Regions from separate parts of the Homo sapiens genome. Here region 1 is linked to region 2. A link is a loop called in an ENCODE intact Hi-C map of the cell type or tissue named here. Cell type or tissue: GM12878. All regions are shown on one strand. Links, peaks and the distances in the headings refer to the core of each region. The heading gives the core; the rest is flanking DNA. Region 1 overlaps LOC124909478 (a long non-coding RNA gene). Region 2 overlaps ZDHHC19 (zDHHC palmitoyltransferase 19).

Evidence for each region. Peaks named below come from ENCODE experiments on the same cell type or tissue, not always from the same donor. Only the 100,000 strongest peaks of a DNase experiment are listed, where the experiment ranks them.
Region 1: it touches region 2 in a loop (10-fold over the local background); 31 of 110 quality-filtered maps call a loop at or near these places.

Annotation. Positions count from the first base shown.
Region 1 is chr3:196,022,288-196,030,619 of GRCh38, forward strand. LOC124909478 (a long non-coding RNA gene) reads right to left here. Exons shown (of 5, transcript XR_007096234.1): 2 at 4,850-4,973; 3 at 1,519-1,671. Among named protein-coding and RNA genes, the nearest start is that of TFRC, 56 kb to the right of the region's middle. In GM12878, for the core only: a CTCF peak has its summit at 3,941 (motif pointing right); no DNase peak of the experiment used is centred there; H3K27me3 peaks cover 151 bases.
Region 2 is chr3:196,193,241-196,201,572 of GRCh38, forward strand. It overlaps ZDHHC19 (zDHHC palmitoyltransferase 19), which reads right to left. Exons shown (of 8, transcript NM_001039617.2): 6 at 5,549-5,634; 7 at 5,036-5,211; 8 at 4,212-4,485. The coding sequence ends at 5,055. Among named protein-coding and RNA genes, the nearest start is that of ZDHHC19, 14 kb to the right of the region's middle. RefSeq lists a cis regulatory region at 547-1,206 and enhancers at 819-948, 1,009-1,138, 3,262-3,331, 3,362-3,461, 4,848-5,793. In GM12878, for the core only: a CTCF peak has its summit at 3,561 (motif pointing left); a DNase peak (open chromatin) is centred at 3,564; H3K27ac peaks cover 1,185 bases.

The DNA.
Region 1 (8,332 bases), core at 36-8,035, 170 kb before region 2:
CAAGCGGACTGTGGTCTAGTGGTAGCGTCAGTGTCAAGGAAAAACACCCGCTACCTAGCAGACCGGGAAAGGGAGTCTCCCTTTCCCCGGGGGAGTTTAGAGAAGACTCTACTCCTCCACCTTTTGTGGAGGGCCTGACATGAGTCAGGCCCGCCTGCAGTTATCCGGAGGCCTAACCGTCTCCCTGTGATGCTGTGCCTCAGTGGTCACGCTCCTGGTCCGCTCTCATGTTCCACTCTGCACACCTGGCTCTGCCTTCTAGATAGCAGTAGCAAATTAGTGAAAGTATTAAAGTCTTTGATCTTTCTGAAAAGAGCATAGAAAAAATAATGGCATAAGCTGTCCTCTCTGTCTCTCTGACTCGGCTGCCAAACAGGGAAGGGCCCCCTGTCTGGTGGACACGTGACTCCGTGACCTTATCAATCAGTTGGATGACTCACAGTCTTTACCCTGCCCCTTTTGCTTTGTATCCAATAAATAACAGCGCAGCCTGGCATTCGGGGCCACTACTGGTCTCTGCGTCTTGGTGGTAGTGGTCCCCCGGTCCCAGCTGTCTTTTCTTTTATCTCTTTGTCTTGTGTCTCTTTTTCTACAATCTCTCATCTCTGCACATGGGGAGAAAAAACCCACAAACCCTGTAGGGCTGGCACCTACATAGAAGCTTTATTCAGAATTACCAGAAACGAGGTGACCAACATGTCCTTCAGTAGGTGAATTGAGAAATAAATTCTGGTACCTACAGACAATGGAATATCATTCAGTGAGAAAAGAAATGAGCTATCAAGTCATGAAAAGGCATACAGGGACCCAAAATGCACATTACTAAGTGAAAGAAGCCAAAAAGGCTACATACTGTATGATTCCAATTATGTGACATTTTGGAAAAGGAAAAACTACATAGAGAGTAAAATATCTATGTAATTACGTGACATTTTGGAAAAGGGAAAATTACATAGATAGTAAAATAATCAGTGGTCGACAGGGGTTGGGGAGAGGAAAGGATGGATGGGCAGAGAGCCCCGGATGTTTAGGGCAGTGAGATCACTGTGTGCGATTTCACCACAACAGTGGACCCACGACAGTGTGCAGATGCCAACACCCACTGAACGCAGACCACAAAAAGGTATTAATTACATAAACTATGAACTTTCATAATGAAGTAAATCACGTTTTAAAAAAGTAGACAGTTTTTTTTCAGTTATTGTCTACTTTCTGAAATGGAGATGGCGGAGTGCTTCCATGGTTGTGAGGATAAAAATAGCTTAGAGAATGTAATAACTAAAATAGGTGTGTAAACATTGTTAAACTATTTTATCCTCATTAAATATATTTGTAACTTTTTACAACTGAGCGAGTAGTGCAAACACATTAACATAATTCTCCTGTAGCTCCACTCAGAAGTCAGGACTGCAGGGCTTCAGTGCAGGGCCACACAGCTCCACACGCACCTGCCAAACGCAACAGCCTCTTTCAGCGTCATTAAAATATTTCAACAGGAGGACTGAGTTTAGACTCAACCTGTGTTTTCTCCCCTGGAAAACGAAGGTTTCATGAAGCAAGGAAGGTCTTTACTGTCCTCATCCGAAACGCTGAGGCATCTGTGATGTCTGCTGTAAGTGCCACCAGGCTCTCCGCTGAAATCTCGCAACGGGAAAATAGAGACCGTAGATTCTGCTTTTAGAAAGGGGAGAATCAGAAGTAATGTGGAAATGCCATGTCCTCGTTCATAAACATCTTCTTTTACAAATTCCACAAGTTTAGTTACTTTGGGATTAATATGGGCTTATCTTAAAGTGCGTTTATTAACTTAGCGTGAGTTGTTCAAATGCATTCTGGATCCTGAGCCGACATCCAGCAATGCTGAGTGTGCGCCTGTGTGAGTCACCAGCCCTGATGAGCCTCAGGTTATTGTGTTCGTAAAATGAAGGGGCTTAGGCTTGCTGCGATTTTTTAAAAACCATTTTTAACAGTAAAAATTTTTTTCTTGCTACATAAAAATGTACAAGAAAAACTCAGACATTACCAATGATAAATTATAATTTTATTAATATAAATATTTTTGTGAGCTCAATTTATATGACTTAGTTATTATAAAAGAAATAAGCAATATGAGGTGGCCATTACCATCCTGTCCCGTTTTATTTTGTTCATATGCTATTGATAAATCTTGATGTATACAGAAAAGTAGTTTCAAAGAATAATAATTTTTAAAAAGGACTTGTAATTTCAAGAGACTTTTAAAAAAATCTGCAATTGCTTTTTAAAGGTTCTAAAACAGTTGTCTATGCCTTAAAGCTAAATAACTACAAAGAGCTCACTCTTCTCACATTCTGTATTATAAATATGTAAGTCAGAGAAACAACAGACAAAATCATAAAAACACATGCATGAACAAATGGGCCTTGGTTTACATTTAATTGGATCTTGCAATACACATGGGTTATAGTAGTATTTCTGTGTGTAATTTTACATGAGTGGATTGCTATCAAAATAAAAATTGTCTACAATCTCTTTTCAGTGGTAAATTTGCACAAATGGTAAACATACACATAGAGATAGTGGGAGAAATTTATTTCGTGGCTTGCAAGAAGACAGGTTAAGTTGGGACATTTAATTGTTTCATTAATGCTACATTTTAAATGCACTTGTATGGGCATGGTATTTTAATGTATTATTATGACTTTTAAATGCTCAATGTTACAGATGGAATATTAGAGCAAGTACTAACTTATATCTTCTTTGTGTGTGCTTTGGAGGCATCAGGAAATAAAGCAGCCCTTTTCCCTTTTCCCAGAAGCTGTGCTTCTGCAGATTAGATCTCTCTGTAACACACACACACCCATGCACGCATGAGCGCACACACACGCGCACACACACGAGCACACGCACGCGCAGGCACACACATGCACACACACGCACACGCACACACACGTGCACACATACACCCAATATAGCCTTTAGGGTTAAAAGGAGGAAAAGAGAATTTGCCTGGATAACTCTTACCCAGGTATTTTCTGGGGAGATCTAGAATAATCTAAGGGGGTAAGCTGGACTAGCCAATGGGAAATCAAAACGAAGATACTGGAGAGATGTTCCCAGAAAAGGAGCATTCCTAATGGGCTTGGCCCTAGTCACATGCAATTCCCCAGATGTGGTTGGTGTGGCCAAGGTTCCAGCATTTGTCAGCTGCTTTCTTGCCACTTCTTGTGCTGTGAGGAGTATCCCCTCCCCAATGCCAGAGGCAGTCGTCCTCTAACCCCCTTCAGAGTAAAGGGCCAGCAATTGGCAGTCACAGGAAAAGTAGTGAGACAGGAAGGTGCGGAGCATGAAGTCCCACCATACCGGCCTCCAGTGTCTGGCACAGAATATGACGAGGAACCTCCGTGAATTGGAATCTTCCACATCTTGATATATGGGAGTTTCTGCTAGATATAATTTGACTTAAAAAAGAAAGAAATATGACCTTCTTCACCTAAATATTGTAGAAGAGGTAATGATTGCAACCTGGATGTTTTACATTCTGAGATGCTATTAAACCAATATTCATCACAAATGTATTGATAATTTTTTAGAAGAACAGAAGAGATCCCATCATATTAAATGAAGTGTATCAATTATAAGATGCATGCTAACTCCAGAAAAAGCAAAGCATGAAAAAAATCTGTCTTAGAATGGAAAAATACAGTAGTTAAACTATTTTTAACTGGAATTTAAATGCAACATTTTAGGATATGAAGCTGTCAACTCATTTTGAAAACTGCTGGCTCAGATGACCTCAGCGATAGGAAACCTCTAAAAGATCATGAATCTAATCAGGTAATTTTCTGTGCCTTTGCCTGAGAGTCTAGCTGAAAGTGGTGCAGTTTTTACAGAAGAGGAATAACGTGTCCCGAACTGGGAACCCTTCACCGGCCACCACTCCAGGCGGCGCTTCACTGTGGAGTTTTGGTCGCCAGAGGGCTCCAGGGGACTGCTGGGGAAGGCCAGGACATGGAAGAGGGCCTAGAGCCAGGGTTACCCGGGAGGGGGTGGACCCATTTTGCCAAGCACCTGAGGACCATACCGTACAGGATCCTCTCAAAACCACCCGCACACTAGGTGGGAATAAAGGATAAGAGAAATTAATGTGTGCTTAGCATGTGAGAGCTGACATTCAGAGTCAGCCTGAGCAAAGAGATTCATACGGAAGGACGAAGCGCATGTTGTGAGACAAAGAACACCCAATTATAAGATAGAAAACCTTGGTTCTGGGAAATTCCTGAACCTGTTTGCCCATCCATGAAAGAGTAAGAGTGATACTACCTTCTCCACCTTATTCTTGTAACAGAACTGCCCGTTTCTTTCGTGCCCACAGCTAAGTGTTTAATAGGAACAATGTGACAAATATAAGGTCATTGCTCTTACACAAAAGGTTCAAGAAAACTGAGAAAGATCTAAAAATTCCCAAAGGAATGATTTTTCAAAGTACAACATCTTAATTTACATAGAGAGAAATAATACATTTTGTCTCAAATAAAGATTTGGCCACATCCTAAGTATAGCATTGAAGAGCAGTTAAGCTATTTCTTCAAAGAAAATATATCAAAATTAAACCTGTACTTTTTGAGTGTGAATTCTAACACACAAACCTGGTGCAATATATTTAAAACAAAGCAGAGATTAATTAATTAATTAATGATTCCCCATCACCATTTTCAGAAAACCCAGTAACTTAGTGCCTTAAGATGTTCAAATCATCCCAAAAACTTGAGTTACTAAATATTTTCAAAACCCTTTCTCAAGCTTTGCTATTCTAGCTTTAGTTGGAAGAAGAAGCTTCCAAGTTAAAGATGGTAGACGAAATACTGACCCAGTTGTGTCCTTTCCCTCCTGAGAAACCATGGTGGCTATCCACGATGGAGAGAGAGCAGCGGAGACAAAAAGTGATTTGATGGCCTCGCATCCGTGAGAAGGAGCATCATCTGTGGACCTTCCTGGGGGTGAGGGGCAGAGAAGTGAGGCAGGCATCAGAAAACAGGAGGGTCGATTAAAATCTGTACATTGACAGTCAACCCTCATTATCCTCCCTCACCGATGCCAGCACCCCACCCCTCGGGTAACCAGTGAGTAGAACACCAACAACCAACAAGCAAGCAGCTGCCTTCCAGAGAGGAGAGGAGAAGGTTTTCTCCAGAGGAAGGAAACCATCCAGACCAAAGGCATCACTTACTAACATGCGGAAACCCCATCGACTCCCCGAAGCAAAACCTCTAGACGAGCCTTTCACTAATGATAACACACTCATTCTCCTTCACGTGTTACTATTAAATGTGAACAGTGAAGAATCACCACCTAGACGAGCCTTTCACTAATGATAACACACTCATTCTCCTTCATGTGTTACTATTAAATGTGAACAGTGAAGAATCACCACCTAGACGAGCCTTTCACTAATGATAACACAGACTCATTCTCCTTCTTCACGTGTCACTATTAAATGTGAACAGTGAAGAATCACCATCTAGACGAGCCTTTCACTAATGATAACACAGACTCATTCTCCTTCTTCACGTGTCACTATTAAATGTGAACAGTGAAGAATCACCATCTAGACGAGCCTTTCACTAATGATAACACAGACTCATTCTCCTTCATGTGTTACTATTAAATGTGAACAGTGAAGAATCACCACCTAGACGAGCCTTTCACTAATGATAACACAGACTCATTCTCCTTCATGTGTTACTATTAAATGTGAACAATGAAGAATCACCATCTAGACAAGCCTTTCACTAATGATAACACAGACTCATTCTCCTTCTTCACGTGTCACTATTAAATGTGAACAGTGAAGAATCACCATCTAGACGAGCCTTTCACTAATGATAACACAGACTCATTCTCCTTCTTCACGTGTCACTATTAAATGTGAACAATGAAGAATCACCAGACATTGAAGGGAAACCCATCTCAATGGGAAAAAAGACCAAGGTAAACCAGCAGGCGGAATGATTGTTGAGAACCTAACATCATAGCAAAATAAGAAATAAGAGTTTTATATTATCATTCACTTAGTGGCACTGTCTGAGGTTTCACTATACAAATATATTGCTTTGATATGTGTGTGTATATATACATACATATATATATATATATATATATATATATTTTTTTTTTTTTCTGAGTCTCGCTTTGTTGCCCAGACTGGAGTACAGTGGTGTAATCTTGGTTCACTGCAACCAAGGTCTCCCGGGTTCAAGCGATTCTCCTGCCAATTTTCATCTTTTAAGTGGAGACAGGGTTTTGCCATGTTGGCCAGGCTGGTCTCAAACTTCTGACCTCAGGTGATCTGCCCGCCTTGACCTCCCAAAGTGCTGGGATTATAGGCATGATAGAGTTTTAACTATTAGAAGAAACCAGAGGAAGCTACCATTGGAATAGATGAAACATCAGCAATACATTAAAATATCAGCAATTTCACATGTTCGAGATTACTTTTAAAAAATAAAAAGAGAACAGAATTGATTTAGTTTCTAGGCCAGCAACCAAGGAAAAAGCAAGGAATGGAAGATTTTATAATCGCATAACAATAGCAAGATCTTACATTTCTATTGAGCTTTAAAGATTACAGGCCAGGCACGGTGGCTCACGCCTGTAATCCCAGCACTTTGGGAGGCTGAGGTGGGCGGATCACAAGGTCAGGAGTTCAAGACCAGCGACCAGCCTGGTCAATATGGTGAAACCCTGTCTCTACTAAAAATACAAAAATTAGCTGGGCGTGGTGGCGGGTGCCTGTAGTCCCAGCTAGTCGGGGGGCTGAGGTGGGAGAATCGCTTGAACCCAGGAGGCAGAGGTTGCAGTGAGCTGAGATTGTGCCATTGCACTCCAGCCTGGGTGACAGAGCAAGACTCTGTCTCCTAAATAAATACATAAATAAAAATACAAAAATTAGCAGGGCGGGGTGGCACACGCCTCTAATCCCAGCTACTCGGGAGGCCGAGACATGAGAATCTCTTGAACCTAGGAGGCAGAGGTTGCAGTGAGCCAAGATTGTACCACTGCACTCCATCCTGGGCAACAGATTGAGACGCTGTCTCAAAAAAAAAAAAAAGAAAGAAAGAAAGTAGAAAAACTTCAAATAAACCACCTAACAATGCATCTTAAAGAACTAGAAGAGCGAGCCAGGCGCGGTGGCTCATGCCTGTAATCCCAGCACTTTGGGAGGCTGAGACGGGTGGATTGCTTGAGGTCAGGAGTTCAAGACCAGCCTGGCCAACATATTGAAACCCTGTCTCTACCAAAAATACAAAAAATTAGCTGGGTGTGGTGCCAGGCACCTGTAATCCCAGCTACTCAGGAGGCTGAGGCAGGAGAATTGCTCGAACCCAGGAGGCAGAGGTTGCAGTGAGCGGAGATGGCACCACTGCACTCCAGCCTGGGTGACAGAGTGAGAATCAGTCTCAAAAAAAAAAAAAAAAGAAAAGAAAAGAAAGAACGAGAAAAGCAAGAGCAAGTCAAACCCAAAATCAGAAGAAAACAAATAATAAAGATCAGAGCAGAAATAAATGAAATTGAAATAAAAAAAAATCAAAAAAACAAAAAAGTTTGTTTTTTGAAAAGATAAACAAAATTGACAAACCTTTAGCCAGACTAAGAAAAAAAGAAAAAAGACTCAAATAGATAAAATCAGAAATGTAAAAGGAGGCATTACAACGGATACTGCAGAGATTCAAAGGCTCACTAGAGACTTCTATGAAAACTATATGTTGCTAATAAATTGGAAAACCTAGAAGTGGATAAATTCCTAGACATATTCAACCTACTGTGATTGAACCACGAAGAAATCCAAAACCTGAACAGACCAATAACTAATAATGAAATCAAAGCCATAATCAAAAGTCTCCCAGTAAAGAAAAGCCCAGGACCTGAAGGCTTCACTGCTGAATTTTACCAAATATTTAAATAACTAATACCAATCCTGTTCAAACTATTCCAAAAAATAGAGGAGGAGGGGATACTTCCAAACTCATCCTACAAGGTTAATATTACCTTGATACCAAACCAGACAAAGGCACATTTTAAAAAAGAACAAAAGAAAAAAAACTTCAGGCCAATATCTTTGATGAACATTTATGCAAAAATCCACAACAAAATACTAGCAAACCTAATTCAGCAACATATTAATAATATCATTCATCACGACCAAGTGGGATTGATACCAGGGATGCAAGGTAGGTTCCACATATGCAAATCAATCAATGTGATACATCATATCAACAGAATGAAGGACAGAAATCATATGATGATTTTAATTGATGCCGAAAAAGTATTTGATAAAGTTCAACATCCCTTC
Region 2 (8,332 bases), core at 36-8,035:
TCCCAAGGCCTGGTCTGCCTCCTGCCTCCTTTATCGGGCTATGATGGTCACTGCTTCCTCTGCGAAGCACCTGTCATGTGTGGGGGTTTGTGCCAAGCTCTTTCCATGCACTAGGTAAGCCATGTCATAACCACACGATGAGATACGACTTGTGTGTGTGTGTGTGTGTGTGTTTTCTTCTAGAGATACAATTATTAATCTTACATTACAGGGGGAGAAACCAGGCAGCCCACCTTCAGAGCCCGCGTCTTAACTGTGACCCCACGTTGAAATAAAATGTGGAAACTGCCCACAGACACACCTCGTGGTGGCTACGAGTCACAGGGGCTGCACTTCTGCCTCTTGGGGAGTTGCTTGTTTGCTCCATGCTGGTTTCCTCACCTCAGAAACTAGAATAACAGTTCCATAGAGCAGTCGTGAGGATTGAAGGAGGCAGCCTGGACACTGAGCACAGGCCCTGGCCCAGGCAGGGCTCCATCGAGGGTTTGTTAGTACAGGAGTTCTGGCGAGCCCTCAGCCGCTGGGCTGCTTCCCTCCAGCCATTCCTCTGCATGCTAAGAACTAAAGAGAAGGGAGTCAGACCCAGATGGAGCATGGGTGTCAGGCACTGTGCCCAGCTGCCCATGAGAGCCAGCAAGGTGCCTGTGTCCTTTGAGGTACTAGGATTCTGGGCCCTGGATCCTGCAGTGCGGTGACCTCCCCTTCCCCCATCTGTCCCTGCCCTGCTCCACCCTCAGCCACCTGCAGGGCCCCCACCCAAGGGTCAGGGCAGAGCAGGGCAGAGCAGGGCAGAGCAGGGCAGGGCTGAGTGGGAGGCAGCGGAGGGGGTCATTATCACCGGCAGCACAGGGCTGAAGAGAGTTAAACCTTCTTATCAGTTCCCTGGGCCTGTGCCCAGCCCAGCCCAGCTCTGAGGCACAGGGGCTGGAGAGCAGAGCCCTGGGGTTGCCAGCCAAGCCTGTCTCCTCTGGAATGGCCCAGGACCAGGGATGGGGCAGCGGCCTGGGAACCCGAGAGTCACCAGACTGGCTGCACCGTGTGATCTGATGCAACCACTTCCCTCTCCGGGCCCCAGAGTCCCTGCTTATGAAATTGGGGGTCGGGGGCAGCTGGATGAGGCAGCCCGGGTCCCTTCCTCTCCTAGAGAGTTAGGATCCTGTGATCCCTGGGAGGTGGCTATGACTGTCAGTCCTACAGACGAGGAAGCTGAGGCTACGCACAGGACAGTGACTTCTCCACAGCACACTAGTTGGGCACAGAGAGGAATGATGGGGCTGAGCCCCACCCCACATGCCCATGAAGCTTGTGAGCCTTCCAGAAGGCCCATGGAGGAAAGGCGTGGAGATGGGAGGTCGCTGCCCTGGGCACCCCATCCCAGGGTCTAACCCCTTTCTTCAGGTCCTAGGGGCCAGCTGGGGACCTCTCAGAGGAGCCCTAGACAGTCAGGCACCTGGCGGCTTTGCAGGCCTGGGGTCACTCCTTGGCTCCAGCCCACAGAAGGCAGAGATGGCAGGGCTTCCTGGGCGTATAGACAGTAGGCCCTGTAACTGGGCTCTGATAACACCCCTCCCCTTATCAGTGGGTCAAGGACTGGGTGGGGTGCATCTGAGAATCAAGGGTACATTCCACAGAAACAAGGAAGGGGCAGAAAGGAAAAGTGGGTGCAGCTGAACCGAGGCCTCTCAGCCCGGCTGCAAAGAATCCCGGAGGGGTCCCCTGGCTTAGGGGGGAGAGTGTGGAGTGGTGGGGAGTCAAAGGAAGGGACAGTCTAAGTCTCACTTAACCCTCCAGGAGCCAAGGGGCCTGATCCAAGTGACTTTCCTGAAGAAACCTTAGAAATCCTAGGCTGGGGCCGGGCGCCGTGGCTTATGCCTGTATTCCCAGCCCTTTGGGAGGCTGAGGTGGGCTTATCACTTGAACCCAGGAGTTTGAGACCAGCTTGGCTAACATGGTGAAACTCTGTCTCTACTACAACTACAAAAATTAGCTGGATATGGTGGTGCACACCTGTAATTCCAGCTACTCAGGAAGCTGAGGCACGAGAATCAGTTGAATCCAGGAGGAGGAGGCTGCGGTGAGCCGAGATCGCACCACTGCACTCCAGCCTGGGCGACAGAGCAAGACTCCGTCTCCAAAAAAAAAAAAAGAAATCCCAGGCTGGGAGGGACAGAGAGACCTAGAATCCACATTTAGAGCAGGAGGCCATTGCCCTCAGAGGGTTCATGGTCTCCTTTGACACTATGAGGAAAATTATGTCTGCCCAGTGGGGAAATTGAGGCCCAGCGTGTGAGGGGAAATGACTCACAGCTGGCTTAAGGCTTGAAAGGCCCCTGCCTGAGGCTGAGTGTGTCCCCTGCATACCTGGAGGCGAGGACCAGTAGGTGCCGTCCTGAACTAAGGGACAGGGTGGCAGAGGAAGGTCAGGGCCTCCCCAGATACTGGGCCTGGGCTTCTTTGCCCCTGTGGGCTGGGACTCCAGGCAGGCACCACTTCTTCAACCAGCCAGTTCCATAATTCACATCCCGGCCTTGGCCCAGGCTCCTGGACCCCCTCCCCCGTGGCCCATGCCAGGCAGGTGGGTGAGGCTGGGCCTGCACAGGGAAGGGTCTGAAGCCTGCAGGGTCGGTTGTGGCAGGACCCATTGGGCTGGAGATCTGGAGGGACGTCCTGCATCACCAGCGGTAGAGAGGACAGGGGCTGGGCCAGCGTCCCCCTGAGAATGCGCTCACACCCCAGCACACAGACACACACACCTCCGCGGCACCTGGGGGTGGCTCATCTGAACCCTTGGGTGACATCCTTCTGCCCCCACCCTCCTCCACACCCTGGTTTCACCCGGATACGAAGGTGGCAGGAAGCAAACAGTGTGACTTGGGCCCATTTTGACGCTCCAGGTGGCAGAATCACTGGAACACCTGATAAAAATTCCCACCCTCCCCTGACACGGAAAGGCTGAGCCAGAAGAGCCTGGCAGAAGGGACTTCCCTGAAGAAAGGGGCCCAGGTCAGTCTCGAAGGTGGTCCTTGGAGAAGCTCTGGGTGGTGTGTCAGCTGCGTGGTGGAGAAAATCATCATGATGACACTGACCGCGCTCACTGTGTGCCTACCGTGTACCTGTGTCCCGATGTTTTGCATGAAACACCTCATTCCGGCCTCTGCCAGCCTTCCAGAAAGATGCATTATTCCCAGTCCCACGGTCACATTCTGGCCGCTAGCAGAGCCACAGTTAGATGTGTCCCCCCGACCCCCCCAACCCCAGGGGCCTGAAGACTTGTGGGGCCTGGGACCACCCCAGGGGCAAGACCAGAACCAGCTCCTGACCTCCCACCAGGAAAGAGGGACCAGGGTGAGACACAGCTGCAGGAAAGATGCAAGGCTGGGCCGTGGTGGAGAACGCCCCCACCCCTCCACTTCCCCAGGACGCGGCAGGCAGGAGGGGGCCACTCCCAGCCTCAGGGCCCCAGAAATGGTAAGGCCAGCCCTAACCCCACCCCAGAGGCTCCAGAGAGGCAGGGCTGGACCAGGCCAGGCCTGGTGAATCCCTGGGCTGCGAGCGCCCCCTGCAGCCAGACAAAGGTGTGGCCGGGCAGAGGCCAGGTGCTCCCCAACCTCGGACACCCCGACATTGGTGGATTTTCCTCTTCCATCATCTCCAGCCCTAGCTGGGAGCTAGGCCAGTCAACTGCTGCAATTATTATTATTATTATTATTGTCTGTTGTTGTTGTTGCCCTTTTTTTTTTTTTGAGACAGAGTCTCACTCTGTCACCCAGGCTGGAGTGCAATGGTGTGGTCTTGGCTCACTGCATCCTCCAACTGCCGGGTTCAAGCAATTCTCCTGCCTCAGCCTCCCTAGTAGCTGGGACTACAGGCATGTACCACCAAGCCCAGCTAGTTTCTGTATTTTTTACTAGAGACAGGGTTTCACTATGTTGGCCAGGCTGGTCTCGAACTCCTGACCTCAGGTGGCCTCCGGCCTCCCAAAGTGCTGGGATTACAGGCGTGAGCCACCACGCCCAGCCTATTGTTGCCCAATTTTAAGGAGGAGAGAAATGTTAGGTGTCTTGTCCAAGGTCACAGAGCCAGGTGGTGTCAGGTCCTGAACTCAGGCCTCCACAGATCCTGGGTCCTCCATCCCGGAAGGTCTTTGTCCCGGCCCATTAGAGCCTCCTCCAAGCCCTCACCCAGGACGGACATGCGCAGCGTGACAGTTGTAAGAGGCAGGCAAGAGTATTTAATGGGCATTGAGGGTCTTGGCAGTCCCACCAGGGGAGTGGGCAAAGGGCAAGGCACAGAAAGGCTTCCACTCAGGGCTCAGGAAGTGGGAGGTAAGGAGGCAGGTTCAGGAGGCGGGTTCAGGAGGCGGGTTCGGAGGTGAGCTCAGGTGCTGGTGCTGTGGGCATCTCCGGGTGCACAGGGGCGAGAGGAAGGCCGAACCTCGCCTGGGGGCTCCTGCAGCAGCAGGGGCAGCACTGGGCCCGTGTGGAACTAAACACAGAACAGGGGCATGAGTGCTCTCAACAAGACCCCGCCCCGCAGCTCGTGCCAGGTCTCCTGCTCCTGGAGGCAAAGGGAGCGGGCTGGCCCCACAGAATGTGCTGCAGAGGCCCCGGGGCGCAGGGGTTGCCCAGCCCCACGGTGGCCTCCTGATGCTCCACCTCCATGTCTCACGGGGCTTCGAGTCAATGTTTCCTTTAAATAAAAGAGTCTCCCGCCACCCGCACCCCCTGGCCAAATTATAAACCACGAGACTCATCTCAGTCCTGCGAGTAGGTGACTGGCCTGAGGCCCATCAGCACATGTAGTGGGGGAGTCATCCTCCATTTGTCTTTGTGACTCCAGGGACTCCTGGGTGTATTCTAGAGGCCTGGGCCCTGCTTCCAACGCCCCTCCAGTGTAGAACCCTCCTCCCCCCAAGCTCGGAGCGCTCCAGCTTCAGGGTCAGCCAAACCTCAGGGGCCTCCCCCCACACCCTCACAACCTGCAGACACCCCCCTCCCGACACGCACAGACACCCACGCACACACACGCTTCTTACCTCCTGGAGAGCTGCAGCCTCACCACGCCCCGGGGGTCCCTTCCCTGCTTTGTAGGGACCCAGAGGTTGGGGCTGGGGGGTTGAGAGCAGAGGGGGACATTGGAGGGTGCAGATTCGGCATGGATGTCCAGTCAGGCCCCACCACTCTCTGCAGCTGGACAGCTTCAGCCATGTACCTGGGGAGCAGCAGGCCAGATGCAGGGGCCACCGTCCTCCCTGGTCCGGCTCCCCTGCCCGCCTCAGCTTGGGAAGCACACGGCCCAGGGCTTAGCTCTGCAGGAAGCTGAGGCCAGCCTCATCCAGGATGCAGCAGCCCTGTATGCCATAGTGGGGCAGGAACACACAGAGCCAAGGACGTAGGGAGGCCCCAGAGCTCCCAGTGCCCTGGAGAAAACCCCAGAGGAGCAGGAACAGTGAGTGTAAGGGCCTGGGGCTGTGGTAAGGAGCCAGGGTGAACCCACCTCTGCCCCACCCCCAGGGTTCACCAGTTGGGCCTCTGGCTTGCCAACTCACTTGGGTCCCAGTGGTGCACAAATTGTTAAATACCAGTTGCTGGCACAGCCCTGGTCGAAGGGGTTGTATCCCTGAAGGTGTCTGCACTGGTCGGGGATGGAAACCGGAAGAGGAGCTCAGAACCAGCAGGAATGGCTGGGCCATCGCCCAGTGGCCCTCCCTGAGCTGGTCAGCTAGCCAGGGCTCAGCCCAGGGCACCAGCAAGCTGGAGGCCAGGAGACTGAAGGACCTCCCCACCACTGCCCCATCCTCCTCCTCTTGGTCTCCACTGGCCACACACATCCTCCTGCTACCTCCTTCCAGATACTGAATGTCACTGTCTGGAAGGTCAGTTGAGCAAGGCCCAGTCGTATTTCCCTAACCATGATCACATGGCCCAGGAAAATCTGGGCTAAAAGCCTTGAACACGCAATGCGGTAAAGGCCAAGTCGTCCCCTGGGCACTCTTGACCTTGATCAGGTTCTCTCCCTCCTCTCTCCCCTTCGCCCACTCACTCTACCCATCCACCTCACCCCCTCCCAAACTCCCTCTCCGCCACAGGGCAGGCTGGGCCTCACCTGACTTCAAGAGCCTTTGCTGTCATGTTTTGTCACTGAAAGTGGCCCAGCAGCATCTCTGCCCACCACCAACTCCCCTGTGTCCCATGTCCCCGCTCTCCGCCGCAAAGGCTGAGATTTTCAACACCATTCTCCACCAAAGGAACCAGGACTCCATGCAAGGACAGCTGGCACTCACTGGAGGGAGGAAAAGTCTGGACAGCTCCATAACAGCTCACTGTCGCCACTCACTGTTGCCATAGGGCAATACGCATCCTTGCACTATTTGAGATTCTGCCTACTTTAAGGTATTTAAAGCATGTAAAAGAAACGTATTGGCCGGGTGAGATGGCTCACGCCTGTAATCCCTGCACTTTGGGAGGCCGAGGCAGGTGGATCACTTGAGGTCAGGAGTTTGAGACCAGCCTGGCCAACATGGTGAAACCCCATCTCTACTAAAAATACAAAAAATTAGCCAGGCGTGGTGGCGGGTGCCTGTGATCCCAGCTACTCGGGAGGCTGAGACAGAAGAATCGCTTGAACCCGGGAGGCGGAGGTTGCAGTGAGCCGAGATCATGCCACTGCACTCCAGCCTGGGCGACAGAGCGACACTCTGGCTCAGAAAAAAGAAACTGGTATTGTATTAGTCATTTAGAAGATTTTGATTAAATTTATGGAATTTGGGCCAGGCATGGTGATTGGCACCTGTAATCCGAGTGTTTTGGGAGGTGGAGAAGGGAGGATCTCTTGACCCCAGAAGTTCAAGACCAGCCTGAGACTTTCATCTCTAAAAAAATAAAAATAGGTGGCTGTGGCATTGTGCACCTGTAGTCTCAGCTTCTTGGGAGGCTGGGATGAGAGGATCCCTTGAGCCTAGGAGTTCGAGGCTGCAGTGAGCTATGATTACGCCACTGCACTCCAGCCTGAATGACAGAGTGGGACCCTGTCTCTAGAAAAACTAAAATCTAATAAAAATATATTGACAGAATTTTAAAATTTAGGGATATATATATATATATGTATATATATATATAATTTTTTTTTTTTTGAGATGGAGTCTTGCTCTGTCACCCAGGCTGGAGTGCAGTGGCGCGATCTCAGCTCACTGCAAGCTCCGCCTCCCAGGTTCACGCCATTCTCCTGCCTCAGCCTCCCAAGTAGCTGGGATTACAGGTGCTCGCCACCACGCCCAGCTAATTTTTTGTATTTTTAGTAGAGACGGGGTTTCACCGTGTTAGCCAGGATGGTCTCGATCTCCTGACCTCGTGATCCGCCCACCTTGGCCTCCCAAAGTGCTGGGATTACAAGCGTGAGCCACCACGCCTGGCCTTTTTTTTTTTTTTTTTTAGACGCAGTTTTGCTCTTGTTGCCCAGGCTGGAGTGCAGTGATCATAGGTCCTCACAAATTCAAACTCCTGGGCTCAAGGGATCCTCCCACCTCTGTCTCCCAAGTAGCTGAGACTACAGGCATGCACCACTATGCCCAGCCAATTTTTAATTTTTTTTGCAGGAATGGGGTCTGGCTATGTTGCCCAGGCTGGTCTTGAACTCCTGGCCTCAAGCGATCTTCCCACCTCAGCCTTTCAAAGGGCTGGGATTACAGGTGTGAGTCACTGTACCCGGCATTAGGGAAATAAATTTTTATTTATTAGATGTATATAAGGTATAGAAAAATGTTGATTGTATATGAGGCATAGAAAAATGCTTAAAGGAATGATGATCTTTAATAAATTCATAAGACTGACCCATACATTTTTCTTTTTTTTGAGACGGAGTCTCACTGTGTCGCCCAGGCTGGAGTGCAGTGGCACGATCTTGGCTCACTGCAACCTCCGCCTCCCGGGTTCAAGCGATTCTTCTGCTTCAGCCTCCCAAGTAGCTGGGATTACAGGCACCCACCATCACGCCCAGCTAATTTTTGTATTTTTAGTAGAGACGGGGTTTCACTGTGTTGGCCAGTCTCGAACTCCTGACCTCATGATCCGCCCACCTCGGCCTCCCAAAGTGCTGGGATTACAGCCGTGAGCCACCGCACCGGGCCAAAACTGACCAATACATTTGTACCTGCCTCTCCCACGCAAGATGCTTTCAGATATGAATGAAACCAACAGCTCTTGGCCGGGCACCGTGGCTCACACCTGTAATCCCAGCACTTTGGAAGGCCAAGGCGGGTGGATCACTTGAGGCCAGGAGTTCGAGACCAGCCTGGCCAACATGGAAGAACCCGGTCTACTAAAAATGCAAAAAT